Linked DNA regions of Mus musculus: region 2 is linked to region 1. The links are chromatin loops, found by intact Hi-C in ENCODE. Cell type or tissue: heart. All regions are shown on one strand. Each heading gives the region's core, and the rest is flanking DNA. Links, peaks and the distances in the headings are about the cores only. Region 1 has its middle 59 kb from the start of Ppp3ca. Region 2 overlaps Ppp3ca (protein phosphatase 3, catalytic subunit, alpha isoform).

Region 1 (15,711 bases), core at 3,326-11,325:
AATACTCTCATGAGGCTGGGGATCCTCAGAAATAATCCTCAGCTCTCCATCAGTCCGTGGGTAGCAGATGCTGCAGCTGCTCCATGATACAAGGCATTGTGCATTTTGACATTGAAAAGCTTAGGTACACCAATTGTGCTTTGACTTAGAAGATTTGCAAGTTACACTGGTTTTATTGGAATTCAACCCCATTTTAAGCATAGAAAAGTCTGTGTATATATACACATTTAAGCCCCCTAAATAATTAACAGATAAATTATTAGAAAATAGAAGTTCAAGAATAGTCTTTACTATTCTTAAAAGAAATGCAGCATTTATTTTGCTCTGTACTTTTGGTTTTAACATTCTTCAAAAGCATACCAATGCAATGAGGGACCCTGGGGGTTGTGCCTCTTAGGAGCAAGTTACTCTCGAGGCAGGCAGGAACTCAGGCATTGTCTGATCTGACCCTGTCCAAGCTAAGCCTCACCTTCCTGTTGCTCTTCTCTAGAATGGTACAAAGCAGAGAACACTGAGGCTAGTTGCCTTTACTCTGTTTTCTATGATGGAAAAACTGTAACAAATCCATTGATCCTAATACTTTCATTGTTGGAGTCTCCTGGCTTCTCTGAAGAATGTTTATTTTATTGTACTGCATAGCCTTAATATTCACGAGGAAAATGCTAACAAAGCTAAAATGCATAGTAAAATATACAATAACAACACAGAATAAGTAGTAAGAAGAGTGCAAACCTGATGTGGCAGGTGAGGTAGTCCAGCAAACAAGAACACAGGATGCCATTGATAAATGCAGTGACAAAGACCACAGCCAAACATTAGGAGCTCTGGGAACCCTGAAGAAGAGCGGAGAAAGGATGGTAGGAGCCAGAGAAGTTGAGGACACAAGAACACAGCCCACAGAGTCAACTAAGCAGGGCTCATAGAAGCTCACAAAGACTAAAGGGACAAACATGGACCCTGTACGGGTCTGAGCTAGGTCCTTTGCATATATGTTATGAATGAGTATCTTGGGATTCCTAACAGTGGGATTAGGGAGTGTTCCTGACTCTTGCTCGTTCTTCAAACTCATTTCTTCCTACTGTCATGACTTGTTTACCCTTGATAGGAGGGGAGATACTTAGTCTTCTTGTAATATGTTATGCTATGTTGAGTTGACATCCTGGGATGTCTGACTTTTCCAAAGGAAGAGTGGATCTGTCAAAGCAAGGAGATGGTTGAGGGACTGAAAGGAGTGGAGGGAGGGAAAACTATGATCAGGGTATAATGTATGAAAGAAGACTCAATCAATCAATCAAACAAATTAATACATTCTGCCCTTGCCAAGAACCTATGCTTAGTTCCTAGCATACAAGGTAGCTAACAACCATTGTAATTCCAGCTCCTAGGAAATTTGATGTGCTTTCCTGGCCACAACAGGCCCCTGAACTCATGCATGCATACACACACACACATACACACACACACACACACACACACACACACACACACACACACAATTATAAACATACAAATAAATCTAAAACAAAAGCACAAAGATTATAAGAGTCAGGGGTTGAGGAGGATGGGAAAAAACATTGTCTCTGGCCATGAGAGGACAACTGTACTTCTGCATTCAATGCAGCTGTGGTTGCCTATACAAGACCTGTGCAAGGCCAAATTGGCCAACATTCTAGCATAAAGAGCTATTAAAAATTCATGGAAGATGGCCAAGAAACCATTTGTTTTAAGGGTGAATCCACCACAGTAAATTGCCCATTGCCTAGAAATATCAGCACAAATTGAATGTGGTGGGTAATACAAGAAGACAAAGAAAAAGAAGAAAAAGAAGAAGAAGAAGAAGAAGAAGAAGAAGAAGAAGAAGAAGAAGAAGAAGAAGAAGAAGAAGAAGAAGAAGAGGAAGAAGAAGAAAAAGAAGAAGAGGAAGAGGAAGAAGAAGAAAAAGAAGAAGAGGAGGAGGAGGAGGAGGAGGAGGAGGAGGAGGGGGTAAGTTTAAGAGGGGTGTAAAAGTTGGGTGAATCTGGGAAGAGCTAATGGGAAGGATACAGAGATGAAATGATCAAAATGCATTGTGTAAAATGCTCAAAGGATCACCTGAACAGAGACATTAAAGAATATTTAAAATACAGTACAGTATAAGAGTGGTTCCTTGAAATGCATGGGATCACCAATCTGATCCTGTGTGTCAGAAAACAAAGAAACAAAACCATCCTAAGCATGTTTGGAGAGACTTCAAAGAACAACGACCTTTATGAACAACTATCAAGACCTGTTTCCAAATGGGCATACTCACTCTGAAAAGTCACACATAGATTCTAAAACTTACTTGAAAAGAATAAGTGACAACAAAAGTCAAAAGGAAAAAAAAACAAAACAAACAAACAAAAAAACCTCAGAATGGAAAACAGAGGCTGCATGCTCAGGATGACCACTGCTACAGAAGGAGGTGCAGAAAGAGAGGCCACACTGCTACAGAAGAAGGTGCAGAAAGAGAGGCCACTGCTACAGAAGGAGGTGCAGAAAGAGTGGTTGTCGAGGGTATTCTGACAATTTAGTGCTCAACTAGTGTATTAGTTGAGGTTTCCATTGCTGTGAAGAGACCCCATGACCAAGTCAACTCTTATAAAGGACAAAATTTAATTGGGGCTCACTAAAAGATTTTGAGGTCCAATCCAGTATCATCATAGCAGGCAGCATGGCAGCATTCAGGCAAGAAGGGTGCTGGAAGAGGTGAGAGTTCTACATCTTTATCCAGAGAAAGCTAGGAGCAGACTGGCTTCCAGGCAGCTAGGATGAGGGACTTAAAGCCCACACCCATAGTGACACACTTCCTCCATCAAAGCCACACCTACTCCAACAAGGCCACGCCTCCAAATAGTGCAACTTCCTGGGCCAAGCACATTCAAACCACAACTACCAAGCACAGTTAGAGTTTTAAGATCAACCCATGATTTTACTGAGTTTATTGGGAAGATGTTACTGGCTTTAGAGATTCATAGAGCAGACAGCATCCCATCTAAAATCAGGAGACCACTGAGCACAGCAGAACAATTTTTTTTAAAGGTGGTTTGAGCAGAGACAGAATAACAAAATAGCATGAAAAAGATACTTTTATTGTTTTGTTTGAAAGAGAGAAAAAGCATGATGTTGGGTGGGTAGGCAGGTGGGGAGGATCTAGAAGGAGTTGAGGAAAAGGGAAACAATCATATAATTCATGAAACTGCTTCTAATAAATAAAATAAAAATTAAGAAATGATGGTGATACGTCTCAGTTGGTCAAGTGCATGCCTTCCAAGTGTGAGGACCTGAGTTGGATTGCCAGAATCCATGTTTAAGAAAAGCAACATAAGGGATTGCCTAACAGGTACTCCCAAAACTAGATCCCTGGGTTCGCTGACCAGCAGCCTTGCCTAGCTGGCTAATTCTTAAACACTGGTAGACCCTAACTCAAAAAGCAGGGTAGATTGCTGTTAGGGAAGGACTCTGAAGACCGCTCTCTGGTCTCTAAATGCATGCACACACAAATAAGCTCACATTTAAAAAAAAAAAAAGGAAAAAGTAATCAAAAATTGTGATTCTTTACCTCCCCACCCCTCTCTTTTATATCTAAGTTATTTCCATTGCCTGTCCAAGTTGCCAAGACTCTTTCCTACTGTGTGCTTCAAATCTCTTGTTTTTAGGGAAAACTACTCAGTTTGTGGATTTACCAACTTCCTCTAAGCTTCAGTTTGACAGCACTAAGCATGAGTGACTACATTTTGGTTTGGCCTCTGGGGGCATCGCACAATACTCAGTTCAAAACGATGCCTCCAATCATTATTTACCTTCCCACATACAAGTCAATTCCAGAGGCATGAAATATTTAGGTATGAGGCACATAAATAAGTAAACGAATAAAATATTAATATGGGATATAGCTTCATGACTCCAGCACAGGGAGGAATTTTATGTACAAAGAGCAAGAAATGTAGAAAGGAAATTTGGCAGTGCAGGCTAAATTAAAATGAAGAACATTTCCCAAAACGCACTAAAAATACAGAGACAAAGAAAGTATAAAAACACATGGACAATAACAATCATCTGGTTAGTTGTATCCAAAATGGATTTTAAAAAAAATGTCAAAGACTTAGAGAGAAAATGCAGAAAGTCACAAAAGGAAAAATCTAAATTACGACAAATACAGACATAAAGTCATCTGTGTTGATAATGGAAAAATTTAAATTAAAATAACATGACGGCATTTTCAAAAAGCAAGCTAAGAAACATAATAGCACAATATTTCCATATATATATATATATATCTCAGGATCCCATTCAGGCTTTGAACAGCTCAGGACTAGAAAGCTGCTGCTTTTTCTATGGTTTTTTTTTTTGTTAGTATTGGTTTTTGTTTTGATTTTATTTTAAATTGGTATGTTTTATTTATAATTAAGATTTGGTTTCCCACTTGAATTTTGTTATTATTTCCTTTGTTGAAAAACCTTGTTCTTCCTGACTCAAAAGACCATAAATCAGAATAATGCAGAAACAGCAAAAGTTAATCTATGAGATTGTAGGTCCCTCCTGCTAGCATGTATGCAAGTATGCTCTTGTATACAAGAACAGGTGATACTGTCATTTTTCATGATGTTATGGAAGACCCAAGACTGTGCTTCATCAAGCTCAAGCATTATTCCAAATCCTTGTATTATTTCCTAGAGAAAGCACACATTCCCATGAACAGAGAAGCCCTTCTGCCTGCCTTCTGCCTCTGTCTTGACAGCTGCAAGAATATGTTGCCAAAATAGCAACATGTTTCAAGACAAGAAGAGGGGATAGGCAGATTTCCCAACAATGAAGATATCCATCAGACTACAAAGTGATGATAGTTCATGTATGCACTGGAGCAGGTAAGGAACTGAGTTGTCCCTGGTAATACCAAGATAGATAGATAGATAGATAGATAGATAGATAGATAGATAGATAGATAGATAGATAATATATATCAAATATATATACGTACATATACATATACACATTTATATACCTGGTAGCCAGCTGGATTATTGTGTCTAATACAAGCTGGGATGTGTTATACATTTTCACATAGGTGCTACATTTCAGATTTAATACAAATAATATAAAATATATCAAAATATATTTATTGAACTCAATAATTTGTATTATAATATTAATCACATGGTTTATTTCACCTTTAACATTGATACAGGAAAATTTTATATTACATGTGATGCCTGCTGTGTTTTGTATTGAACAGCATCACTGTGGAAACTAACGTAGGGTCCCTGTTCTTGTCTGCGTTATCATTGTGATAAAACAGTCAGATAAAAAGCAATGTAAGGGAGGATAGAGATGACTTCAGCTTATACTTCCAGGTCACAGGTCATCATTGAGAGAAGACAGGAGGGCAGGAACTGAAGCAGAAATCAGGGAGGAATGTTGCTTATGGATCAGTCCTTGGCTCATGTAAAGTCCTCAGGGATGCCCAGGGTCCTCCTACAACAATCAAGTTTGTCTTTCCTGGATCTGGCCGCAGAGCCACAGGGCAATTAGATCTGAGCAATTCTTCATTGAAGTTTCCTCTCCCCAGATCATTCTAGATTAGATCAGTTTGACAATAAAAGCTGACTAGCACAGACCCCCAACCTGCTACCCTGTGAAATAAACAGAGCTGATGATATTTCGTGTGTACCCTATAATTTTCTTACACTTTAATCCAGGGTACCCACTTTGAAAAATCAGGAGTGTTTCCTTAAATGTGCTTTTCTTTTTTTTTTTTTTTTAATTTATTCTTTTTGCTCTCCTTTGAAATCCAGGCGATAGAGGATCGCTCCAGATGGTTTGTGGCCTTTTCCCATTTTCTGGAGCATAAGACAATGTGCTATAAGGACTTGGTTACACAGTAGGCTCATCATGTCAGCAGACTCCATAGCTCTCTCTTGCCAGTCTTCGTAGTTCTTAAAGTTCTGTTGTATGGGCTTTGTTACCTGTCTAAGCAAGGCCAATGAATCTGTCAATCTTTCCTTCAGAACAGTATCTGACCATCACCTTGTTATGGAGCAGACTGTGCCTTGTTTTGGTGAGTGTATCACTGATACCATATTCCATGGGCCATTTCCTTTTCAGGTTATGTGCAGGAGAAATCTACAGTTGCCAACAGAGCAATCACCCAACTGTTGTCAGGTTAAATAGAGAGATGGAGGAGTTCGATGAGGATTTCCAACTTGTTGAAAGAGAGGGTTATATTCCAGCCTGTGAAGGTCCCACATCCTGAGGTCATTAGGGATGCACGTGTGTAGTAGGAAAGAATTCAAAACAACTTGGTTTGTTGATTCTTCTTAAGAAGGAAGCAGATGGCAGCCAGCCAAGCCTCAGAATTAAAAGTCACAGGAAGCTACAAATCAGTGCAAACAAGGAAACCTTCCAAAGCCTGAAATCGGAGAAGCCCTCCCCCACCACCCCCGACTTTGATGATCAGCTTATAATATGATCATCAGGAGCAGCCTAGTACTTCCGAGCATCAGCATTTGGGACATCTAGTAGTTGCTCGTACTGGCCTGAGTAAGCCTTTTATTTACCAACTCCATCCTCTACCCAGCATCCCAATTTCCCCTTTATGCGCATTTGGGCATTTAGAAAGCTGACCATTCAGAAAGCACACAGTTGGGCATTGTTTTCAAGCTCACTGCTGCTCCTGACAGAATTATTGAGGAAGCATTATGCAAATCTATTGTTTACAAAGGCCATAAAACCATCTGGCCCAAGAGGTTCACTTTCTGTAGCTGACTTCTGGACACCAGCATGGGTTTAACTTCCTCTGTCCTTCCTATTCTGGCTGCCAAGCCACTGTTGACAAAACACAGGTGATTTGTTTCTCATTTCTGACCAGGCTTCCAGTCCTGCCTCTGCTTATTTAACTTTGTTCTAGTTTCTGTATATCACTCTCTCCGCCTCTCTTACCTGGGGCAGTTTCCACACTTTCCCTGAGGTTTCCTTTGGAGACCTTCTGTGGATTTCCAGACAGAGTCGAACATTTATAACTACATCTCAGAGACACAAAGCACATTTGTAGAAAGTCATAAAAACGACCTTGGTAATAAACCCCAGGGTGTGGCTGTTACACACAGATGGCAGCTTCTAAGCGCTCACAATTCATGGGCTGCCCAACGGTGATCCACAGTTTCAACTGCAGACCTTGGGAAGTAAGATTTTGTTGCTACTGAGTAAGTCTAATAAATGGATTTCATTTCAACATCACTGTATAAAATTATATCTGTTTGCCTTTTCCATGAGAATATTGGACTTTTAAATGTGTATCGCTGTTCTATAGCATCACAATTCATCAAAACTGTAGCTGTTTCTGCACATGCTCAGACATTAGAATATACTTCAGAAAAGTCACAACATGGAAGTTGCTCTTTCATAGGTACCAATTTCCCAAAGAGAGGGTAGCTGTCAATTTAAAGGAGCTAAGGCTCCCGTTTAATCTTCTGTGTATGTAAACATGAGCAAGAAGCCAAAACTTATCTTGATCCAGTGATGTCCACAAGGGACACCTGTTTCAGTATTTATTTTTGTATAACATACAAGACCCGAGAGCTTTTAAGACTACAGCCGGGCGGTGGTGGCGCATTCCTTTAATCCCAGCACTTGGGAGGCAGAGGCAGGTGGATTTCTGAGTTTGAGGCCAGCCTGGTCTACAGAGTGAGTTTCAGGACAGCCAGGGCTATACAGAGAAACCCTGCCTGAAGAAAAAAAACAAAAAAACAAAAAACAAAAAACAAACAAACAAAACAAAACAAAACAAAAGACTACTGTGAGCAAGGCTAAATTCATTGTTCTGTTAGAACAGGTTAGACCTTGGCATGACTGATCTTTGTAAGTTATAGTCTAACAGACAAGAATTTTGAGGGTTCCGTTGAGATAACAAAGGATGGATCATTTCTAACAAAACAAGCAACTGTTGTTTGATTGTTATTCTTACAGCTTGCTCATATTTATCCAGTTTAGCTAAGTAAACGTAGTTATTTGAATCCCTAACACCTACTGTTCTCATAAACAGGATACCCTATGTTCTGTATTAAGCTTATCCTGCGAATTGCTCACGGAAAAAAAAAAGTGAGGATATGAGATCAATTTTAAAAATGTGAATTTTTTTTTAGTGCCAGAAGCCTAGGCACTGCCATTAGCTATAAAAAGAACTGGTGGGAGGAGGATGTGGTTCCTGCCGAAGATACACAGCACTCTCTGGCAGCCACATCCTGCCATCCTATGGCTGGTTCAACCCAAGTACCACATGATAGTTTTCTTAAATGATAAGCTATTACGTGTTGTTGTAAAGTGAGACCATTAAAAGAGAGTAGTGTCTTTGAAGGCTAATAGGTATCTACAGTTGTAGCAAAGATAGGGATTGGAGCTTTGCAAGTATCATACAGAAATGAGAGAAAGTCTTAAGGTCTCTTATGAAATATAAAAAATAAACCATCATAGAAATAAATGGGGAAATATGCAAAAGCACAAAAAAGTTCCTCACATTTAATTCCTCTGACACATTGCACATAGCATTTGCTCCACTAGACTATACTCGTATGTGTATTTATATTTATTAGTTCTGATATGGATCTTTAATGCCCCTACAAATTCATGGTCTGAGTACTTGTTCCACAAACAGTGGAAAAAAGAGCTAGTAGGGCTGTTTCTACAGCCTATAGGACCTTTGCAACCCTGGTCCTGGCTGCCACATGTCATTAGGGGTACATGGTTGGAGGTTGTTGTTTATTGTTGTTGTTGTTTGTTCTTTTAACCTACCTCCGTTTGGGTCCTGTTCTCTGATTCCTGATCTTTTGGCATGCAAGCAACCAACACCTCATGGTCACTCTGCCACAGACTGAGCTGCTCCACTGTGCCCCCCCAATTATGATGGACTACCTCTGATACCATGTGCCGAAATCAACCTCTCTTCCTTTGAGTTGCTTCTGACTGATACTTTGTCCTAATGATCATAACACTTTAGAAATTATGTTGATTTTACAAATAAATTGATGTGTTTTTACAAAATTGAAGTCATGTGATACACAATCCAGCTAGGATGTTGCTAGAGAGAAATGGCATTAGTCTCCTTTGGTCACTTAGTATTAAATTATAATGATTTTGCTATGTTACATATTCTTTGAAAACATTGTATGTCTCTAATATCACAAGACGTCAATCCTCCTCAAACATTAACAGAAATCAAAATGGCCTTGGCACCTTTTCCAGTTTCTAAATTAATGCATATCAGGTAGAGCCACAAGTGTGATTTCCTATATTTCATTGGATAGTTGAACACAAAGGTCTTTATTACTTTATACAAACCTGATCTTTCAATTGTGGGTTTATATTACTTTAAATATGACCAATCATTTAAATGCTTTCTAACAATTTATATTACAGGTGAATATTACTTTTCTTTGTCTAAATTCTTTGTGTTACATAATACATTCTAGATTTTCTAAGTTTACGTTCAAGTGGCATGTTCTTTTAGTTTCCTTTATCCCAAGAAAAGGAAACATTTCATCACATTTTCAATGTTGACCTCCCAAAACTAGAAACAATTCTACAACTGTTTTCTTAAAGCTATTTTCTAGGAAACCTTTACATTTGCAGCACTTAAACCCCTAGTTAGTGTAGTTATCATAGACATTTTCTCACATAATGGTGTGCTATTTACTAATGTTCTGATCTTGACAGACCAGTTTTGTTTTCTCAGCTTTAAATACTTTTATTGATTTGGACTTGGGGGTGTTTTGGTTTTGTTTTTGCTGTTGTTTTTGTGATTGCTGTTGCTGATGCTGTTTCTGCTGCTGTTGTTGTTTCTGTTATTGTTGCTACTTCTGCTTTTGCTACTGCTGTTTTCTGAATACTAGGATCAAACCCAGAGACTCTGGTCATGATAAACAAGTACTCTGATGTGCCACCTATCCACCCCAGGCCATTATTTAATTGTAGTTTCTTAAAAAACTTGTTTTGCTTTTTAAAAAGTAGGAGTCTTTAAAAAGAATACTAGCTTTTCCACGATGCTGTGCCAGTTTCCCAATTCCTTGCTTGTTTGCCTTTTCCTCTCCTTTCCCTTCGTTCCCTTCACTCCTCTTCATTTCCCATCCATCCTCTCATTTTCATTTTTTCTGTTGTTTATTTGTTTGTTTGCACAGGTTTTAAATAATGCGAATGAGCCCTAACAGTTAATTGTGTGCCACACTTATTGAATAACCATTCCCTTTTTCCTATTATAATGTACATGATCATATTAAAATTTGATTTGCACACTGGTACATTAGTCTGGATGGAAATTGCAGGGAATATGAACTGTCATAAAAATGTTGTTTTTAGGAAATTGCTTGAGGAAACACATGGATGACAACAAATGAGAAAAACAGAAGTCAAGGCAAGGTGAAGCCAACTGATCGCTAATCTCAATATGTGCCTTGGCTCTGCCTTGAGTTTCTAAACAGGGCTTCCTTGTTTTGACCATTGCATTTAAGATAAAAGTTCTCACAGAGAGAAAAGAAAAGATTCATTGATTTTGGGAAATATTGAGAGTCAACTTGTTTCTGCAGTTCCTGCAGTTTGGGACAAATGGCAGCTCTTGTTTAAAAAAAAAAAAAAAAAGTCCAGGGACAGGTGACATGGTTTAGCAGGTAAAAAAGAAATTCCACCCAGCATGATATTCTGAGTCTGATCTCTTGAAACTACATGGTGGATAAGGAGAATAACCTCTTTAAAATGTGCCCCCAAGACCCACATGAAAAATATTTTGTATGCACCCACACAAAGTAAACAAATAAATATAAAAATTTAAAAAAAAATCAATGCTTTACTGTATCACTGTACTAAGCAGATGCTGTTACCATCTAGCCTGGCTTTTTCTTTTATATATATATATATATATATATATATATATATATATATATATATATATATATATTTTTCCATTTTTTATTAGGTATTTAGCTCATTTACATTTCCAATACTATACCAAAAGTCCCCCATACCCACCCACCCCCACTCCCCTACCCACCCACTCCCCCTATTTGGCCCTGGCGTTTCCCTGTACTGGGGCATATAAAGTTTGCAAGTCCAATGGGCCTCTCTTTCCAGTGATGGCCGACTAGGCCATCTTTTGACACATATGCAGCTAGAGTCAAGAGCTCCGGGGTACTGGTTAGTTCATAATGTTGTTCCACCTATAGGGTTGCAGATCCCTTTAGCTCCTTGGGTACTTTCTCTAGCTCCTCCATTGGGAGCCCTGTGATCTATCTATTAGCTGACTGTGAGCATCCACTTCTGTGTTTGCTAGGCCCCGGCATAGTCTCACAAGAGACAGCTACATCTGGGTCCTTTCGATAAAATCTTGCTAGTGTATGCAATGGTGTCAGCGTTTGGATGCTGATTATGGGGTGGATTCCTGGATATGGCAGTCTCTACATGGTCCATCCTTTCATTTCAGCTCCAAACTTTGTCTCTGTAACTCCTTCCATGGGTGTTTTGTTCCCAATTCTAAGGAGGGGCATAGTGTCCACACTTCAGTCTTCATTCTTCTTGAGTTTCATGTGTTTAGCAAATTGTATCTTATATTTTGGGTATCCTAGGTTTGGGGCTAATATCCACTTATCAGTGAGTACTTATTGTGTGAGTTCCTTTGTGAATGTGTTACCTCACTCAGGATGATGCCCTCCAGGTCCATCCATTTGGCTAGGAATTTCATAAATTCATTCTTTTTAATAGCTGAGTAGTACTCCATTGTGTAGATGTACCACATTTTCTGTATCCATTCCTCTGTTGAGGGGCATCTGGGTTCTTTCCAGCTTCTGGCTATTATAAATAAGGCTGCTATGAATATAGTGGAGCATGTGTCCTTCTTACCAGTTGGGGCATTTTCTTGATATATGCCCAGGAGAGGTATTGCTGGATCCTCCGGTAGTACTATGTCCAATTTTCTGAGGAACCGCCAGACTGATTTCCAGAGTGGTTGTACAAGCCTGCAATCCCACCAACAATGGAGGAGTGTTCTTCTTTCTCCACATCCAGGCCAGCATCTGCTGTCACCTGAATTTTTGATCTTAGCCATTCTGACTGCTGTGAGGTGGAATCTCAGGGTTCTTTTGATTTGCATTTCCCTGATGATTAAGGATGTTGAACATTTTTTCAGGTGCTTCTCTGCCATTCGGTATTCCTCAGGTGAGAATTCTTTGTTCAGTTCTGAGCCCCATTTTTTAATGGGGTTATTTGATTTTCTGAAGTCCACCTTCTTGAGTTCTTTATATATGTTGGATATTAGTCCCCTATCTGATTTAGGATAGGTAAAGATCCTTTCCCAATCTGTTGGTGGTCTTTTTGTCTTATTGACGGTGTCTTTTGCCTTGTAGAAACTTTGGAGTTTCATTAGGTCCCATTTGTCAATTCTCAATCTTACAGCACAAGCCATTGCTGTTCTGTTCAGGAATTTTTCCCCTGTGCCCATATCTTCAAGGCTTTTCCCCACTTTGTCCTCTATAAATTTCAGTGTCTCTGGTTTTATGTGAAGTTCCTTGATCCACTTAGATTTGACCTTAGTACAAGGAGATAAGTATGGATTGATTCGCATTCTTCTACATGATAACAACCAGTTGTGCCAGCACCAATTGTTGAAAATGCTGTCTTTCTTCCACTGGATGATTTTAGCTCCCTTGTCAAAGATCAAGTGACCATAGGTGTGTGGGTTCATTTCTGGGTCTTCAATTCTATTCCATTGGTCTACTTGTCTGTCTCTATACCACATGCAGTTTTTATCACAATTGCTCTGTAGTAAAGCTTTAGGTCAGGCATGGTGATTCCACCAGAGGTTCTTTTATCCTTGAGAAGACTTTTTGCTATCCTAGGTTTTTTGTTATTCCAGATGAATTTGCAAATTGCTCCTTCTAATTCGTTGAAGAATTGGGTTGGAATTTTGATGGGGATTGCATTGAATCTGTAGATTGCTTTTGGCAAGATAGCCATTTTTACAATGTTGATCCTGCCAATCCATGAGCATGGGAGATCTTTCCATCTTCTGAGATCTTCTTTAATTTCTTTCTTCAGAGATTTGAAGTTTTTATCATACAGATCTTTCACTTCCTTAGTTTGAGTCACGCCAAGATATTTTATATTATTTGTGACTATTGAGAAGGGTGTTGTTTCCCTAATTTCTTTCTCAGCCTGTTTATTCTTTGTATAGAGAAAGGCCATTGACATGTTTGAGTTTATTTTATATCCAGCTACTTCACCGAAGCTGTTTATCAGGTTTAGGAGTTCTCTGGTAGAATTATAGGGTCACTTATATATACTATCATATCATCTGCAAAAAGTGATATCTTGACTTCCTCTTTTCCAATTTGTATCCCCTTGATCTCCTTTTGTTGTCGAATTGCTCTGGCTAATACTTCAAGTACTATGTTGAAAAGGTAGGGAGAAAGTGGGCAGCCTTGTCTAGTCCCTGATTTTAGTGGGATTGCTTCCAGCTTCTCTCCATTTACTTTGATATTGGCTACTGGTTTGCTGTAGATTGCTTTTATCATGTTTAGGTATGGGCCTTGAATTCCTGATCTTTCCAGAACTTTTATCATGAATGGGTGTTGGATCTTGTCAAATGCTTTTTCTGCAACTATCGAGATGATCATGTGGTTTTTGTCTTTGAGTTTGTTTATATAATGGATTACATTGATGGATTTTCATATATTAAACCATCCCTGCATCCTTGGAATAAAACCTACTTGGTCAGGATGGATGATTGCTTTAATGTGTTCTTGGTTTCGGTTAGCAAGAATTTTATTTAGGATTTTTGCATCGATATTCATAAGAGAAATTGGTCTGAAGTTCTCTATCTTTGTTGGGTCTTTCTGTGGTTTAGGTATCAGAGTAATAGTGGCTTCATAAAATGAGTTGGGTAGAGTACCTTCTACTTCTATTTTGTGAAATAGTTTGTGCAGAACTGGAATTAGATCTTCTTTGAAGGTCTGATAGAACTCTGCACTAAACCCGTCTGGTCCTGGGCTTTTTTTTGGCTGGGAGACTATTAATAACTGCTTCTATTTCTTTAGGTGATATGGAACTGTTTAGATGGTCAACTTGATCCTGATTCAACTTTGGTACCTGGTATCTGTCCAGAAATTTGTTCATTTCGTCCAGGTTTTCCAGTTTTGTTGAGTAAGGCCTTTTGTAGAAGGATCTGATGGTGTTTTGGATTTCTTCAGGATCTGTTGTTATGTCTCCCTTTTCATTTCTGATTTTGTTAATTAGGATGCTGTCCCTGTGCCCTTTAGTGAGTCTAGCTAAGGGTTTATCTATCTTGTTGATTTTCTCAAAGAACCAACTCCTCCTTTGGTTAATTCTTTGAATAGTTCTTCTTGTTTCCACTTGGTTGATTTCACCCCTGAGTTTGATTATTTCCTGCCGTCTACTCCTCTTGGGTGAATTTGCTTCCTTTTTTCTAGAGCTTTTAGATGTCAAGCTGCTAGTATGTACTCTCTCCCGTTTCTTCTTGGAGGCACTCAGAGCTATGAGTTTCCCTCTTAGAAATGCTTTCATTGTGTCCCATAGGTTTGGGTACGTTGTGGCTTCATTTTCATTAAACTCTAAAAAGTCTTTAATTTCTTTCTTTATTCCTTCCTTGACCAAGGTATCATTGAGGAGAGTGTTGTTCAGTTTCCACGTGAATGTTGGCTTTCCATTATTTATGTTGTTATTGAAGATCAGTCTTAGGCCATGGTGGTCTGATAGGATACATGGGACAATTTCAATATTTTTGTATCTGTTGAGGCCTGTTTTGTGACCAATTATATGGTCAATTTTGGAGAAGGTCCCATGAGGTGCTGAGAAGAAGGTATATCCTTTTGTTTTAGGATAAAATGTTCTGTAGATATCTGTCAGGTCCATTTGTTTCATAACTTCTGTTAGTTTCACTGTGTCCCTGTTTAGTTTCTGTTTCCAGGATCTGTCCATTGATGAAAGTGGTGTGTTGAAGTCTCCCACTATTTTTGTGTGGGGTGCAATGTGTGCTTTGAGCTTTACTAAAGTGTCTTTAATGAATGTGGCTGCCCTTGAATTTGGAGCGTAGATATTCAGAATTGAGAGTTCCTCTTGGAGGATTTTACCTTTGATGAGTATGAAGTGTCCCTCCTTGTCTTATTTGATAACTTTGGGTTGGTAGTCGATTTTATCCGATATTAGAATGGCTACTCCAGCATGTTTCTTCAGACCATTTGCTTGGAAAATTGTTTTCCAGCCTTTCACTCTGAGGTAGTGTCTGTCTTTTTCCCTGAGATGGGTTTCCTGTAAGCAGCAGAATGTTGGGTCCTGTTTGTGTAGCCAGTCTGTTAGTCTATGTCTTTTTATTGGGGAGTTGAGACCATTGATATTAAGAGATATTAAGGAAAAGTAATTGTTGCTTCCTGTTATTTTTGTTGTTAAAGTTGGCATTCTGTTCTTGTGGCTGTCTTCTTTTAGTTTTGTTGAGGGATTATCTTCTTGTTTATTCTAGGGCGTGGTTCCCGTCCTTGCATTGGTTTTTTTTCTGTTATTATCCTTTGAAGGACTGGATTCGTGGAGAGATAATGGGTGAATTTAGTTTTGTCGTGGAATACTTTGGTTTCTCCATCTATGGTAATTGAGAGTTTGGCTGGGTATAGTAGCCTAGGCTGAAATTTGTGTTCTCTTAGTATC
Region 2 (15,711 bases), core at 4,985-12,984, 93 kb after region 1:
GATTCAGAAGTCTCTTCTCATATGAAGGAGCACACGTTAGGAGGCAGTTTAACCTCATCTAGGCTGTAGCAGTCACTATCTAAGTGCTACTTGACACTCCAAATGATATGGAGGGTATTTTTTATGATGTCATGCCTACAGTTAGTTTCGAACCTTGTATTTTAATCATGATCTTTAGAAATCTGTAAATATTAAAGGATAGTGAAATAGACAAAACTACATGAAATGCAATTTAGATGAAGGGAATTGAAACACCATGGGATATTTAGCATTTAGGATTCTGTGGAGGTAAGAGAATCCCCTCACTTGGTGAGTTTTTAGAAATATACAAAGTGGATGAAAAATAAATCTTGATTATGGATTTAGGTGCAGGAACATGCATTAATTACTGATTTTAAGGCTGTGTGTGTGTGTGTGTGTGTGTGTGTGTATGTGTGTGTGTGTGCATGCATGCACATGTGCACCTGTGTTGAGTGAATTTGAGCTATATCACTTTGTGCTCCCGACAGGTCACATGTTTCCAGCCACCCACCCAGGAACTCTTTGGAATAGAGGATGAAAGACACACACATACATACACACACACACACACACACACACACACACACACACACACACACACCAATTAATTTTAAAATGCCTTCATTACCTCGAATGCTGGGCACTTCTAAACCTTCCCCTGCTACCCCAGGCCCGTGGCCACCCACCTGAATTCTCACATGGCTGGTTGGCTTTCTCTCCTTCAGCTCCTGCATCCCATCCTTCGTCTCCAAGTCATGGCTGTTTCTTTCTCCTCCTTCCTGAGTCCTAGCCTATGCGACTCTAAGGGTCCTGCCCTGTCTCCCTTTGTCTAGTCATCGGCTGGTGGCATCTTTATTCATCAATCAAAAACCAAATGGGGACAAGGACCTTTAGTGTTTGGACATACAGATTCCTGATTGAATCAAAGCATTAGATACAATCTCCAGCATACCTCTGCTGACTGCATACAGGAACCCCAGTGCAGAGTTTAAGGAACAATTGTTTTGGTTTTAGGTTATTTGTCAAATGGAATGCATTGAGATGAACAGTTGAGAAGGTTTTGGGAAATTGGAAATGGTTTTGAACGAGAGGTGTTGGAGAAGGAAGATGGGGTGAACATCATGGGGGCATGGACAGGAGGGAAAAATAGAGAATTTTCAGGGCATTTCCAGGGTTGTATGGACTCCCACCCCAAACTTCTTCCAACACTTTTAAGAAACCTGCATGTTTGGGTGGCTACTTTGTTGATCTCACTTTTTTCTTCTGCATTATCATTGCAAACTGACTTGCCAGGGAACAAGCCAGACTTGTAGGCAGCAGCAGGGTCCAAGGATGCCTGCCCATGCCCAGGCTATAGATGCACCAATCTGTTACTGTCTTGTCATGATGATTTAACTGGGGCATGCTTGCGAGCATCTGGGGACATTCATATGTACAGAGGTCCAGATTGCTTTGGTAGCTGAAGCAGCATTCATGCCTAATTTCTTGACAATTTTGTTTTTTTTTTTTTTTTTTTTTTTCTTGTGTTCTCTACTTTGACATTTACGCTTGATCTTCCCAAAGCTTGGCTAACAAATACCTGTTAGACTCAAGTACATTATCATTGGTAGAAATTTACCGTAGTGATCATGTAATGGAGTCTCCTGTGAGCAGACTCTGGAGTAAGGCTGCTAATTTCATTTAGTAAACATTAGTTCTTCATAATACACATTGGAAACAACGCTCCCAAATGGAAAATTGCATCAGCCATTTTGATTTTTCTTATAATGAGAAAAATGTAATATATTCTTCCTAAAAATTTACCTTGACTCTATCCTATTTACCTCAAACTTGTTTGAAAGATCGAAAATATTATGAAATAAATTAGGAAATACAAGCAAATTCCTATGCAGATCTATGATATTACCTTTAAGTATCCATTCTTTTATTCTGGAATAATAATACTAGAATTGAATTTGATCTAGCACTTCCCTACCCCCCACTCCCGCCAGCCAGAAGGCACCACACATTTCCAAGTCTGCCGTGTAGTCAGCTGAGTCCTGGAGGTGAAGTCTATCTAGTGTAAGGTGATGAGAGTGTTGACGGTTACATATAGAATATATCCATATAAGGAAGAGGTGCTATATTTCTTTTCCTGATTGCTTTTCTGGCTCATGGAACATAGAGGTGATGGCTGAGGCTCTGGAAATCATTTGGACCACACTAATAAGAGTCCCATCCTAGAGAATATAAAGTGATCAGGTAATATAAGGTGATGAGGCAAAAGGAAATGTGATAATGATTTTGTGGTCTTACCCTGGTAAAGGTAGTTACTTACTTTAACCTAGTCTCTGTGTAAGATAAACTTTTGTCTTAATTTAAGATATTGTTATTCTAAGAGATATAGTTCCTTTCCTGTACAAAAAGGCCAGTGAACACTCTCATGGTTGTGTAATTCACTCCCCCAAGCCCAGTGTTACGCCTAATGAGTGACATTGATTGTCTCATGGAAATGTCAGTGGATAAAGAGACCTGGCAAGATACCCAGAGGAGAAAGGGCATGGCTGTGACTTTGACTCCTACTTACTGCACATTCTCAGGAAATTATTTAACCTTCTTTAGTCACAGTTTCCTGTTCTGCAAAACCAGTTACAGTGTGCCTTAATCTGCTCTAATCAGGCATCTTAAACTGTGATCTGGGCACAACAGAAATGGCTTGCCTGCCTCCCTGCAAGCAGGAAGTCTGTGATCACTGTGCCAGCATGGTTGAGGTATCGGGAAGGGCCCCTGTACATAGAGATGTCTCACTGTAACTGACTATTGCATGGGTTTGGTAGCTCAGTGGGCTGTGTATGTAAGAAAACTAATTCTAGTCACAACGGTTCTGTCCTCATGAACTGCTCATCTTCCTAAGGTCACACCTCTTTTGCTATCATTTTAACACTTGGGTTTCAGTGTGAATTTTGGGCCACAAACATGCCATAGGTATAAGCTTGGGTCCCCCCACTCCTTCCGGCCCCCATTTTGTAATTGTTCTTTAAACAATAAGCTTTAATGATTCAGTGTTTGCATTGTATTCCTTTCAAATAATCTACAGATGACTCAGACTGTATGGAAGGATATGCACAGGTTACATAGAAACACCAGCCCATTTTTTTTATATATAAAGAAGGTGAACGCCTGCAGAGCTTGGTGTCTTCAAGATCTGGGAACAAGTCCACCTTGAGTGCTAAGGCACAACTGCAAAGATTTGCAAGATTTGGCACAATTACGGAGCAGAGCTCAAATTTACATTTGTTGTCCACCTATTTATTTATTTATTTGCTTATTTATTTATTATTGTTACGCATTTACTTGTGTGTTTGTTCAGGCATGGCTCTTATGTACCCAAGGCTGTCAATTGAACTCTTTCGTCTCTGTTTATCCCCCCTGAGTATTGGAGTTAAAGGCATGTCCAGTGAACTAACCAATTTAATTATTTCCCTTGTTTTATTTTTCTTCAAGCCTTAGGAGTTCCTGTCAAATGATGTCCTTGCATAGAAGAAATAAAGTCTCCAGGAGACAAAACATGTTAGAGACACAGATATGGTGAATCTGTAGGCAAACTGAAGAGATCACTTCTGGAATAGTCATGCCAGAAAGCAAGAGAATACAGCCCTGTGCTTGAAGGAATTCATGGGGCTTGAGTACTGTGTTCTTAGCACTGCATCTTTATGTTTTAAGGCTAGTTTCAGGATCTTACATAGAGGCAATAGCTATTTAATGGACTCGGGTTTTGCCTTCATAAATGGAGCTGTTAAACTTGAGAACAAGAATCAAGAACCAGCGGTTTCTAGCCAGGCTTTGGAAAAGTGCAAATAAGGTCCATTGTGCCATGTGCAGCACTTCTTATGGAAGGAGGGACTAGTCAACGTTGCTAAAGGTGTGGTTTCAAGGCATGGAGGTTTTCAGTAATAGGAATGGGTTGAAAGTTAGTGTTAGGTTTTCCATTTGTGTGTGTGTGCGTGTGCGTGTGTATGTGTGTGTGGCTCAAGTGAAAATATCAAGTGAGTTGGGCGTGGTGGCACACGCCTTTAATTCTAGTACTATGGGAGGCAGAGGCAGGCGGATTAATGAGTTCGAGGCCAGCCTGGTCTACAAAGTGAGTTCCAGGATAGCCAGGGCTACACAGAGAAACCCTGTCTCGAAAAAAAAACAAACAAACAAACAAACAAAAAAACAAAAAAAAGAAAGAAAGGAAGGAAGAAAGAAAGAAAGAAAGAAAGAAAGAAAGAAAGAAAGAAAGAAAGAGAAAAATCAAGTGAAAGTGTTTATATTCTCTGGAGTCTGTGGCTGCCTGTGCAGGTCAGAGGATACCCTAAGGTGTCATGCTTCAGGTTTCACACACACACACTCTCTCTCTCTCTCTCTCTCTCTCTCTCTCTCTCTCTCTCTCTCTCTCTCTCTAAGTGAGGGGCTCTTACTGGCCAGAAACCAAGAAGCAGACAAGTCTGCCCAGCAACCCTAGGCCCACCTGTCTCTGCCACCTGTCTCTGCCACCTGTCTCTGCCACCTGTCTCTGCCCACCTGTCTCTGCCACCTGTCTCTGCCCACCTGTCTCTGCCCACCTGTCTCTGCCCACCTGTCTCTGCCCACCTGTCTCTGCCACCTGTCTCTGCCCACCTGTCTCTGCCACCTGTCTCTGCCACCTGTCTCTGCCACCTGTCTCTGCCACCCCCCTCCCCCAGAGCTGTGACTATAGTCACATGCTGTCACACCCCTCCTTCTTGTTTGGGTTCTGGAGTTTTGGGTTCAAGGCAAACACAGTGCTAACTAAGCCTTCTCTCCCGTGCCCTTCTGCTCTTTTGACATATATTTTTAGATGTGTGTCATTAAGTCATTTTCAATAATGCATGATGAGAGGTGTTGCAACGCCACTGTACTTTATAGGACAGCCAACAGCATGGATTATTGTGAAAATTAAATTGTTTGGTAACTTGTCTGGTAATATGTACTTAATTAAAATGTGATAAATAAGAAATCCCCTTTAAGATCTTATTCTTGAAAATCAACATGTGTTGAAATGTCAACGCTAATCTCTGCCAAAATTAGTGTTGAAGATCACAGACTCTGGCAAATGTCTGATTACCTTCACTTTCTGGATTGCGTCACAGTTTTGCATATAGAATCGAGGATGCATTCTTGGGCATTTAATACATCTAAAAGTACAGATATGTTCTGCTTTCTCTCCCAGTGAATCCAGGTCTCTAACTAGTGTTTCTCTGGCACCCTCACCCTAGTGTCCCACCCAGATGCAGTGTTCACAGAAGACAATGGTTGGGACCAGGCTCTGCCCTCATTCTCACACACTCGTTTGTCAGCTGGGTTGGTATCGTGTTATCTGACCCTCTTTTCTCATTAGAGCCACTCACAAGATGTTTGCTAATGTCTTAACGCACCCAGGCAACGCGGAGGACTTCTGATTTTGCTCCTAACAGATTAGCATTTTGCTAATAATAGATCGTTCTTCTAGAGGTGTTTACTTAGTGGCTTCTGCGGAGGAAGCTGTGTAGTCCGCTCACGTGAGACTGAGAGGGTTGATGGCCACCACCACAGAGCAGGAAATAGAAAGTGGAACACGGAGGAGCAGAAAGAATTCTGGGATAGAGCCAGGCACCTGAAGATGTAAGGAGACAAATGCATGGTACCTGAGCACAGGTAGTCAGCCATGTGGCAGGATGTAGATTAGAATAAATGGGTTATTTTAAGTTGTGATATAGTCAGAGAAGAACCTAGCTATCTGGCCAAGGTACTGGTAAATCTATCTTGAGTCTGAGTCTTATTTCTGGGAGCATGGGGCTGGGAGGAGAGCCAGATGTACCTTCTACACTTTGTCATCAAAGGCTTCTCAGGACCGCAACCAGCTGTGTATTTTTGGACTCCATTTTGGGTGATGCTTGTGTATTCCTTGGATCTCTTATGGTCACATGGTTCCCATGCCAAAGATGCTGCATCTCCTGTATCCAGGTTCAGGCATCTGTGGTGCATCCGCAGGGCTGGGATGGCTTAAGATCTCTCATTTCCTGCCGCGACTCTTGTCTAACCCATCATCCTATGATGACCATTTGTCTCCTATAGCCCTGAAGTCAGGTAGTTTCTTTTTAAAATTAGTAGTTGAGTCTCATTCAGATGTTTTAAACATAGGATGACCTTCATTTTTTATTAATTATTTTATTTATTTACATTTTAAGTGTTGTTCCTCTTCCGGACCCCCTCTCCGTGAGCACGTCCCCCTCCCTCTTCCCTCCTCCCCTTTGCCTCTAAGAGGGTGTTTCCACTCCCACCTCACCCCTCTAGTATCCCCTTCTCTGGGGCATCAAGCCTCCACAGGACCAAAAGCATCCCCTCCCACCGAGGCCAGACAAAGCAGTCCTCTGCTACATATGTAGTGGGAGTCATGGACCTTGTTTGGTGGTTTAGTTCCTGGGAACTCTGACGGGTCTGGTTAGTTGGTACTGTTGTTCTTCCTATGGGATGGCAATCCCCTTCAGCTCTTTCAATTCTTCTCTTCAATTCTTCCCATAGGGGTCCCTGGGTTCAGTCCAATGGCTGGCTTTAAGTATCTGCATCTGTCTCAGTCAGGTCCTGGTAGAATTGAGTGTAGACAGCTCTAAGGAGACTTTCTGTGTGTTATCAAGCCCATCTGCAGTGGAAAGGGAACCCTGGAAGTCCACATGGCCTAGCTGGCTCGGATGAGGTAGGAGTGTACTCAGAACCTAAGTTTCACCATCAGCACAAACGTCCTGAAGCAGGGGCATTCCATGGTTGCGGTTGCCTTGGAATGGAGACATGTAGCGTGAACTGGGGACCAGACACCTCATAAATGGCTCTGTGACTGCAGGTGGCTTCCATTCCTAGAATGATTAAATACTTCTTTAAATGGCTAAGGTTAAGCTCTGAAGCAGATAAGCATCCTTATAAAGACCAAGGGAGACCATAACATTCTACTTAGTGTCCTTTCACATAGGAACACTCAACAAAACTGGCTTCTCTTCCTCAGGGACACAGAAGAGAAAGCTTATGTCTGTGTTGGGAACATGCTAGAAGCACAAAGCAGAGGATGTGACACTGTGGTCTCAGAAGTTACAAAAAAACATAACATGTTCTGTTGGAATTATACCTGTACGTGGGCTATAAGGAAGATAGGAATTCATGAAGTGATAAGGTATTTATTTTATTGCTGTGACTAATTAAGATAATAGTTTTCACTGTTCCATTTGTTAAAATCTTAAGATGTTGAATTTCAAATAATCTGCTGATATTTAAATTTTATCTTGTCAAGAATATCTGATTTTTTCTATAAGATTATGAGTAAAAAAAAGTCTGCTTTCACTACACCAAATTTTTCATTAGTTATTCCAAGCAGGTTTGTTTGTTTGTTTTTGTTTTTGTTTTTGTTTTTGTTTTTTGGGGGGTTTTTTTGGTTTTTTTTTTTTTTTGGCAGCACGTAAGTTTATTCTCAAATCAAACAAATTATTATTTTTAAGTGGAATTTATATGGCCTATTTCATTCTTCAGAGAAAAGTCCTTTTCTGCAATGACTATTAAAATTTGTGTGAATCAAATTAATATTAAAATAGGGCATATTAATTATTACTGACTACTGAGAAATCATGTTTAGAGCTTAAGCTTTGTTTTTATTTTTGATGCATTGTGTTAATGATTAAGGATTAAAAAAATCTTGGCAGTGGGCAGTAGACTTCTATGTAGAAAAACAGGAAGTTAATCATGGGACACTTTTCTTCTTACTGCTGTAAACACAACAGTGAGGACTGCCACAGTTAACACTACATCCTATGTCTCCCTTCATCTGAAGTAGGTGTTAGGTAACATGCCAAGTGAGTTTTCCTAACTGTTCGTAGTCAAAGAATCTTTGTATACTGACCCTTTTGTATGGAATGTTGTAGCATTAGGCGTAAATGAGTACCATGATCTTTTTTATTTATTTAAAAATAGGCTTTACATATATTATTTCTATGTCAATATGTCTTTGTCTTTGTCTCTCCCTCTCTCCCTCTCTCTCTCCCTCTCTCTCTCCCTCCCTCCCTCTCTCTCTCTCTCTCTCTCTCTCTCTCTCTCTCTCTGTTTGTGTGTGTGTGTGTGTTTATACACCCAGGATTCAGTTACACATTAGAGGACCTGATCCCTCAGTTGTTATGGTCAGTAAACAACCTTAGGTAAACTACAAAGAGAAGAGAATCAGCATATCAGAAATCCATATTCTCATTGTTAAAGGGGGAGGGGGGCTTGGCATCTTTAGGAAAGATGTACAACAAGAACCATTCCAAATGTCCTGGCAGACTGCATTCGTAAATGCTTTAGCTTCTGTGTTGCCAGGCAGGGCCATTGCTGTTGTTCTTGTTATTATTATTATTATTATTATTTTGTAACTACTGCTTGAGTTGACCATATTTTGAAATATTTTCTCCAAACTCCAGAACAACCTGGGTCTGTAGGACGGACTGAGGTGCCTCCCCATTGGTTCTTTGTGCTTCAGGTGTTTATATGAAATATACATCACAGCACAACTGTTTCAGAAGCCTGCTGGCCCCCATTGTGGAAGGATTGTGTTGCTTGTATTCTATTATTTATGGGTGATTGTCAAGTTGGAAGAATTGCCATTTCATAACAGCCCCAGGAATAAAAGCCCCCTTTCAGCTACAGCCACAGGAAGGCCCAGGGTTCCACCAAGAGCAACTTTGTTTTCGCTCCTTCTGTTTGAATAAATCATGGCTAGGGAAGGCCTTGTTCTTGAGTCTGGAAGGTGAGTGAGAGTAAATCAGCTGATATTGGGTGAACTCCTTCTAGAAGACTCAGGCTTCCTTTTTCTGGTTAATTTCCCCAAGGTGAAAATTGTAATCTCAAGAGTATCTGTGTGTAAGTTAACCTTTCAGAAGGCTAACTTTCCTAGAATAATGAAGCTTTTTATAATTGCAGGTTAACTTTGGCTAACTTTATAAATCACAATAATTTTGAATTAGTACATAGGAAGGGATTTATGAACATTGTGTAACGTAGCATTGGGAGGAAACTAGAGCCCAGCATGCTATAGGCACTGCCGGTGCATTACGCAAATATGCTCCTGTTGCTCAACAATTTGTTGTTGTTGTTGTTGTTGTTGTTATTGTTTTTCCTGGTCTTAAAAATCGGGGACTCTTTTGTCACAGTTATCTTGGAAGAAAATCATTTTTAAAAATTCCCTAGGCTGGAGACATTGCAATGAAAAAAGTATAGATGATCTTGATAAATTACTTCTAATGTCCCATTGCAGGCCAGACTTTCGGTTTATGGATCTTAATAGTAGCACACCCCGGAGTCCCTGGAACACAGACGTGAGTCATTCGAGATGTATTGTTAAAGTGTTTCGGGACACACCCAGCAGATGAAAAGGCTCAGAACGCTAAGATACAATTCGGAAATTCTCCCTTGATTACTCAGGAACTATTGTGCTTTCTTTATCGTTAATTATTTTTAGATAACAGAGTCAATAGATGTCCAGGGAGGAAGGATTCTTATGAAATGGTATTTGGGGCACCTCTACTCATAGAGTTAGAGAGCGAACAGAATTTTTACAAATGAGAAGTTTGTCTTTAAAAAGGTCGATCAAGACTTGGGTTTCAGCCTCCCTGCTTTCTTTGGTCTGAGAAAAAGCTTAGGCAGCAGTTGCTCAGGAGAGGGTTTCCTGACACAGGCAGCCAGCTTCCAGGCACATCTGCTGGGCTAGAAATGTAAGAAAAACAGTGGCCACCAGGGACTTGTTCTGTAGTTGACCTTGGATTACCATTTCAGATCCTGGACAGGTGGCCGTTTTAGAGCCTTATGGAAATTAAGATCAAAACCTTTTGTTTTATAGTCAAAGCAAGTGGTGTGGGCAGAGAGTTGCTTAGTGTTTGGGCCTTGGTTTCTTGATCCGTGGACTCAAAGATTCATCTTCAGCTGATGACCTGTGTAGCCTTCTGGGTTTGTGCTGTTACACTACACTGTCAGAGTTATTTCTCTGAGTTAACAACAGCCCCTGACCCCTGGTATGTGTCAATTAGTCATCTTCACGACAGTGTTCTTCATGTTTAAGTTTCTGTGGACCAGGGAGGTGAATCCGCAGTGTCAGCCTTTGGCACAGGACAAATGTTTGACATGGTGGAGAATCGCCATCAGAAAGTTTTGTCTTGCACCAAAGATGGGTTGGGTATATCATTAAGGTGAAGCCGGCATTTTGATTTATAATGAAAGGAGGGGAGCTGGTACTTGGTATTTCAATCCCTGTGTGTTCACTTTGATGTTCGACTAGCATACTTGGTTAGGCAACATTGGGTGTTCTTAAGAGCTCTTAAGACATCTCCAGTCCTGCCCCTCCATTCAGTACCCAGAGGGCCAGCTGTCATTGATACCTAGTATTTCTTTAGTTGAGGAATGGGACAGTTTCTGCTTGTCCTGCATTAGCTCAGAGATGTGGACTCCATTTTTATCTTGCTTATCTTAGTATAATTCTAGCCAAAGGAAATGCAGATAGCTAAACAAAGCCGGCAGTAGAAGGAGAAGGCAGCACCCAGTCTGTAAGGCAGGACTAGTCACCTCCAGAAGTACAGCCAAGGGAGGGAACTGTAGCTCAGAGGACTTGTTCTTTTGTTTTGCTTCTGCTGACTACTTTCCTTTCAGGTTGGAATGATCTTTCATGTACTCTCTTCCTTTTAAATTCCTCCTGAAAGTAAGAGCGCCGGTAGATAGATAGATAGATAGATAGATAGATAGATAGATAGATAGATAGATAACTTGCCATAGATACTTTTCCTATAGCTCGTACATCCTTGTTAGTTTCATAGATGAAAATTTGCTTTCATTCTCATGGGGCCTTGCCACCAAGCAGTTGAGCCCTGTGTTTTGTGGCATCCCCTAGGGTCCTCTGTGGTCAGTGGTCGGTGGAGGAGGCGGGCACATTCCAGCCAAGGAGCAGTAGGTGTTCAGAACAGAGCTCTGATTCAGAAGGGAGCAGGGGTGTGAGGTGAAAGTTGGCTACTGTCTCCAGCCTCACCTGAGGCAGAATCTCTTAAATTGAAAAGGGCCTTCCCTAATTAGCTGCCCCAGTATGCAATTAAATTAATGACAGCCAACGACTCCAGAAACCCCATCCATCCTAACAGAGCATACCGATAGGCTGTCCCACAGAGAGGACAAAGGGCTAACTTTCTTGGACTCCAGAATCTGTAGCTTTGAATTTGAACCTGTGGTTGACTGCCTTGGGTCATTTTGACAGGGCAAAGTTAAAACCTTTTCCTCTAGCCCAGCAGTTCTCGGACTTGTGGGTTGCAACCTCTTGGGGGCGGGGACTGGGGAGTCACATATCAGATATCCTGCATATCAGATATTTACACCACTATTTATAAAAGTAGCAAAATTACAGGCACAAGTAGCAACGAAATGGTTTTATGATTGGAGGTCACCACAACATGGAGGAACTATATTAAAGGGTCACAGCATTAGAACGGTTTAGAACCACTGCCCTAGTGGATGTCTGGTTACACAAACATTCAGGAATTAAATGTGCCATTCCAGCATGTCTCCTCCTCAGGGCGTCCTGTAAAGCTTTGAAATGATTTGACTTAATCAGCAATGAAACCTGAAGGTACCGAAGGACAATATCTCGTCATCTTTTGAAGAAGGGGTCACGCTTGAGAGCCATGAAAAGCACCTAGAAAACCCCAAGGGGGAACGCATTTGATGTTGTACCATCCATACACCATTAAAACCCAGTTTATTGTTAGATGCTGGAAACACCGTGTTAAGACCTTTATTATTGATATATTAGCCCTTCCTCCCTTGAATACCTGCTGCTCTTCCCTTTTAAAGTAAGAGGATTGTAGCCAATGTGTTCAATCCTAAACAGCCTCTGACTAGGAAGTTATGATATTTCACGTCTTTTATCTTCTTCAAACAGTATCATTACCTTTTCTTTCTATATGAAAAAGGGGAATTTATAATTTTCTCTGCATGTTTATACTATAAAAGAAACAGAGACTTTCATCAGTTAGCCTAACCCTAGATGACATCATTAAAAGAACATTTTACAGTGCATGCCTTGGTTGCTTGTTGGTTTTCTAGAACACTTCAGTTATGACTGAGTGCCCAGTTTTTTTCTTTTCATACCTTTCCCCAAGGTGAGAAACAAAGTTGCTCTATTTTTCCAAAATATCACTACCTTCTGTCTAGTGCTTCTAGAGTTCTGTTGGAAAGGCACCTTACTTCCTGCTCTGTTCTTAAAACCACCACTGGACGTGTTAGAGATGCAGGTAAGTGAAGGATGCCTTGAATAGCCTCAGATACTTTAGGGTTCTGTCCTGATCCTGTGAGCAGCCCCCCTGTTGGAAACCCACAGAGTCCCTTCCTGGAAGCCTGGAGATGGTTTTAAGCCAGTCGAAGCCTATGGGATCATTTGCTCTGATATCTGATAAGCAAATAAAATAAACAGACTGTTGCCCAGGAGGGAACTGGTTTCTGTTGTCTCTGTTCAGGTCTCTGAATGGGCCCCATTGTTTATTTATTGTGCTTTTCACAAGTGCTAATAAGCTCACCCTTGTTTTACTAATAGCTTTCTTCTTAAGTGGCTTGACATTTCAGTTAACTGTCAATAGCCTCAATGTTTTTCTTTAAATTGGGTCAGACTAACTGGTTTGTTTAAAAGTTAGGCAGCCTTATATAAATTGTGGCATATAAAACTAAGGAACATTTATTAGGCATTTTAAAATTTGTTTCCCTAGTTACAAAATGTAAGGTCGCGATAGAAACTGTGCTTTTATATTCTTTCTTGTGCTAGTAAAATTAAGTAATTGAATGCAGATTGTAGAACCTGTTGAATAACTAAGTTAGTTGAAAGTTTTTAGTTAAAGCCTGCTAGATATGTGGACACATTTCACTTTTAAATGTTTCAAGTCATAGCATGAAGAATTTAGATGAGCAAACCTGTACTTAAGGCAATGTTTTCCTTTCAGATTTTTATTGCATTAATTTTAAAAGCCATAAATAAGAAAAAAAAAGTCTTCATTAGTGGAAATGAAACTGAAACTAAAGTGGAGTGTTGACCTTGTACTAGGAGTTAACATCTGCAAACCAAGGCCCTGGTCTGCACAGAAAGAGGCAGAGTTGGGGAAGCAAGGCCCAGTACACTGGGAAGTCTCCTCAAGTGACCAAACACTGCAATAACAGGAGAGCCATCAAATCATTCAGTGGGCAGTCTTAAATGTAATTAGCCGTGTAAGTAAAATCAAAGACAGTCTAAGGAGTAAAATCTAGGAAAGGATTATTACAATATCCCAGTGAAGGTGTCTGCAAACCCTTCAAGTGAGCTGCACACGTTTAGTCACAAGAAGATACTTCTACTTACAGAAGACAGCATAGTGCTAGGCAAACCAGCAAACAGGGCTGGTGAAGTGGCTCATTAGATAAAGGCAGTTGGGACAAAGCTTGGCAGCCCTTTGATCCACATGGTTGAAGGGGAAGACCACCTCCAGAAATTTGGCCTCTCTTTTTAACATGAGTGCATACTATGGGGTACGCACACACACACACACACACACACACCATAAATAAGTTTCTAAAAAATATTTTTGAAATGTGAATGGATGGAGCTTGAAATAATCACTGTAATTAACGTAACTGACCAAGATCCAGAAAATCAAGCAATGGGTGTTTTCTTGGGCATGTGGATGATAGCTTTGACAGCTGTAGCTCTTGCTATACAGCTGATTTATGCTAATTAGAAAGCTGACCCTCATTTCTTCTGATTTATCTGATACTAAAATCCTTATGATGACTTACCACTGCAGCTTGATTTTCTTAGAGTGTTGATGCCAGTCAGTACCCTCAAGATGAGGATACGTCGACATTTAAAGAGGATCAAACTGAGTGACTGACCTGTCACTCAGTGACAGTGGCTGCACAGTTAGTTAATGACAGAGCTGCTACCTTATCTCGGCAAGGTCTCAGGAAATGTTTCTGGCACAAACAACTGAGTAAATTAATGTCCTTGGTTTAGACTCAAGCATTTATAGACTTGACTTAACATTTCCTTACTCTGAGGCAGGCAACAGCGTTTGATTCCTAGGTCTGGGGAGCATTTACCATTTACCAGTGAAATTTCTCTTTCGAAGAAAAGCCTTACAGTTGTGCATCTTTGGAGCTGAAAGAGAAGATATTGCCCAAACTAAATTAAATGGACCTTGAGCTCAGCAAATGTTTATTAATTTACATTGTTTTATTTTAATTTGATGATTGATAATTGCCTTTGGTTTCACATATGACTTTAAAATATTAACACTGCTTTTAAAAATCCAACTCGGCGTAAAGAGAGAGCACTATGTAAGGTGTGTACAATAATGCTCTTTAAAGAGTGGGGGCGTTCTAGAAGGACATCCACGGTGTTGCCTTGCCTTTAGCTGTGTTACTTGGGTCTCAAATGGTCTTCACTTGGTCTCGTGGCTCACAACTTTATTGTGATATGTGATATGGATGGCCTGATAGGAAGCAGCGAATGTTGTGTTGTTATTGGATGTTGATGTTATTACATCAGTCAGGTTTTTGCAGTTTCAGTAAACCTTGGACACTTAAAAACTGTTGATGCTTTATGTGACATTAGAGGTTGTGTGTATGTGTGTAAGACTTACTTTATATAAAACTATTTGAATATAAGTATATATTTTTGCAGAATGTTCAGCTTGTTGGCATCTGAGAGTACATTGTCTTGGATGGTGGTAACACAATGTTTGAAATGTTTTAAAAGTAAAATCTTAGTGTCTTAAATTGTTTATCAAAATTATTTATTTATTTGTTTGTTTTTCAGTTGGAAAAAAATCCTTATTTCTTTATTTTTTTCCAAGCCTCTCCTGTCTGATCTTCTCAGAATCAGATAGAGCCTTCCTATCCCTGGTCCACTATACAGAACAAAACACTAAAAATGGCGTTTTAAAGTTAATACTTTTTTTCTTTTCCTCAATAGTTAGTGATAGGTGCAGTGCTAATCTTGTCCCTGGAGGACTCAGTTATCCAGGGATCCATTCTTTTTGGGGAAGCCCGCAGACAGTATAATCCGGAGTAACATTTAAGAGCATCATGTGAAATGATTAGATGAGCCTTATAGTGATTTTCAGAATTATGTGAGAAAAGAACAACTGACCCGTCTCCATGACCGTTTCTCTCTCACCAGTAGACCGTGACTGTCACCACAGTTTACATTTTGAGCTGATCTTGCCCTTTGTCAGGAAATCCCCAGGAAAGAGGTAAGGCTTTGCGAGTCTCTGATCCAAACATGTTTTCTGACTGATCTTGTATAACCTTTCCAATGTTTTACAATGCTACCGTGGTTCACATTTCCTAGATACAGAGAATACAAACTATAGACTCTCAGTTTGACTTGACAGCTTGCAAACTTTAATCTGTATGTAGATTGATCTTTGCTAGTTAGATTGTTAGATATCACCCAGTGGGGTGATAGTTTAGCGTCTTTGATTCTTATGACCCAAATGACTTGTATAGACTGTATTCACTGTCATCGCCTGTTACATTTATTTACTTTACTTTGTTTCTTCCGGTTTTGCAAGGCAACGACCATTATCTTTATCAGATTTGCAGGCTCAGTGCCAGTCATTAATCTGGGCAAATGTAAGTCTTCTAACGAGAGGACTG

Evidence for each region. Hi-C counts contacts between places; a loop is a spot of excess contacts. Peaks named below come from ENCODE experiments on the same cell type or tissue, not always from the same donor. Only the 100,000 strongest peaks of a DNase experiment are listed, where the experiment ranks them.
Region 2: a loop joins it to region 1, with 5 times the contacts of the local background. A loop is called at or near these places in 2 of 42 quality-filtered maps.

The regions. Positions count from the first base shown.
Region 1 is chr3:136,603,644-136,619,354 of GRCm38, forward strand. No RefSeq gene overlaps it. Among named protein-coding and RNA genes, the nearest start is that of Ppp3ca, 59 kb to the right of the region's middle. In heart, for the core only: no CTCF peak of the experiment used is centred there; DNase peaks (open chromatin) are centred at 6,368 and 6,818.
Region 2 is chr3:136,695,287-136,710,997 of GRCm38, forward strand. The region is part of intron 1 of Ppp3ca (protein phosphatase 3, catalytic subunit, alpha isoform); the gene reads left to right. Among named protein-coding and RNA genes, the nearest start is that of Ppp3ca, 33 kb to the left of the region's middle. In heart, for the core only: a CTCF peak has its summit at 9,808; DNase peaks (open chromatin) are centred at 5,555, 9,395 and 9,765; H3K4me3 peaks cover 525 bases.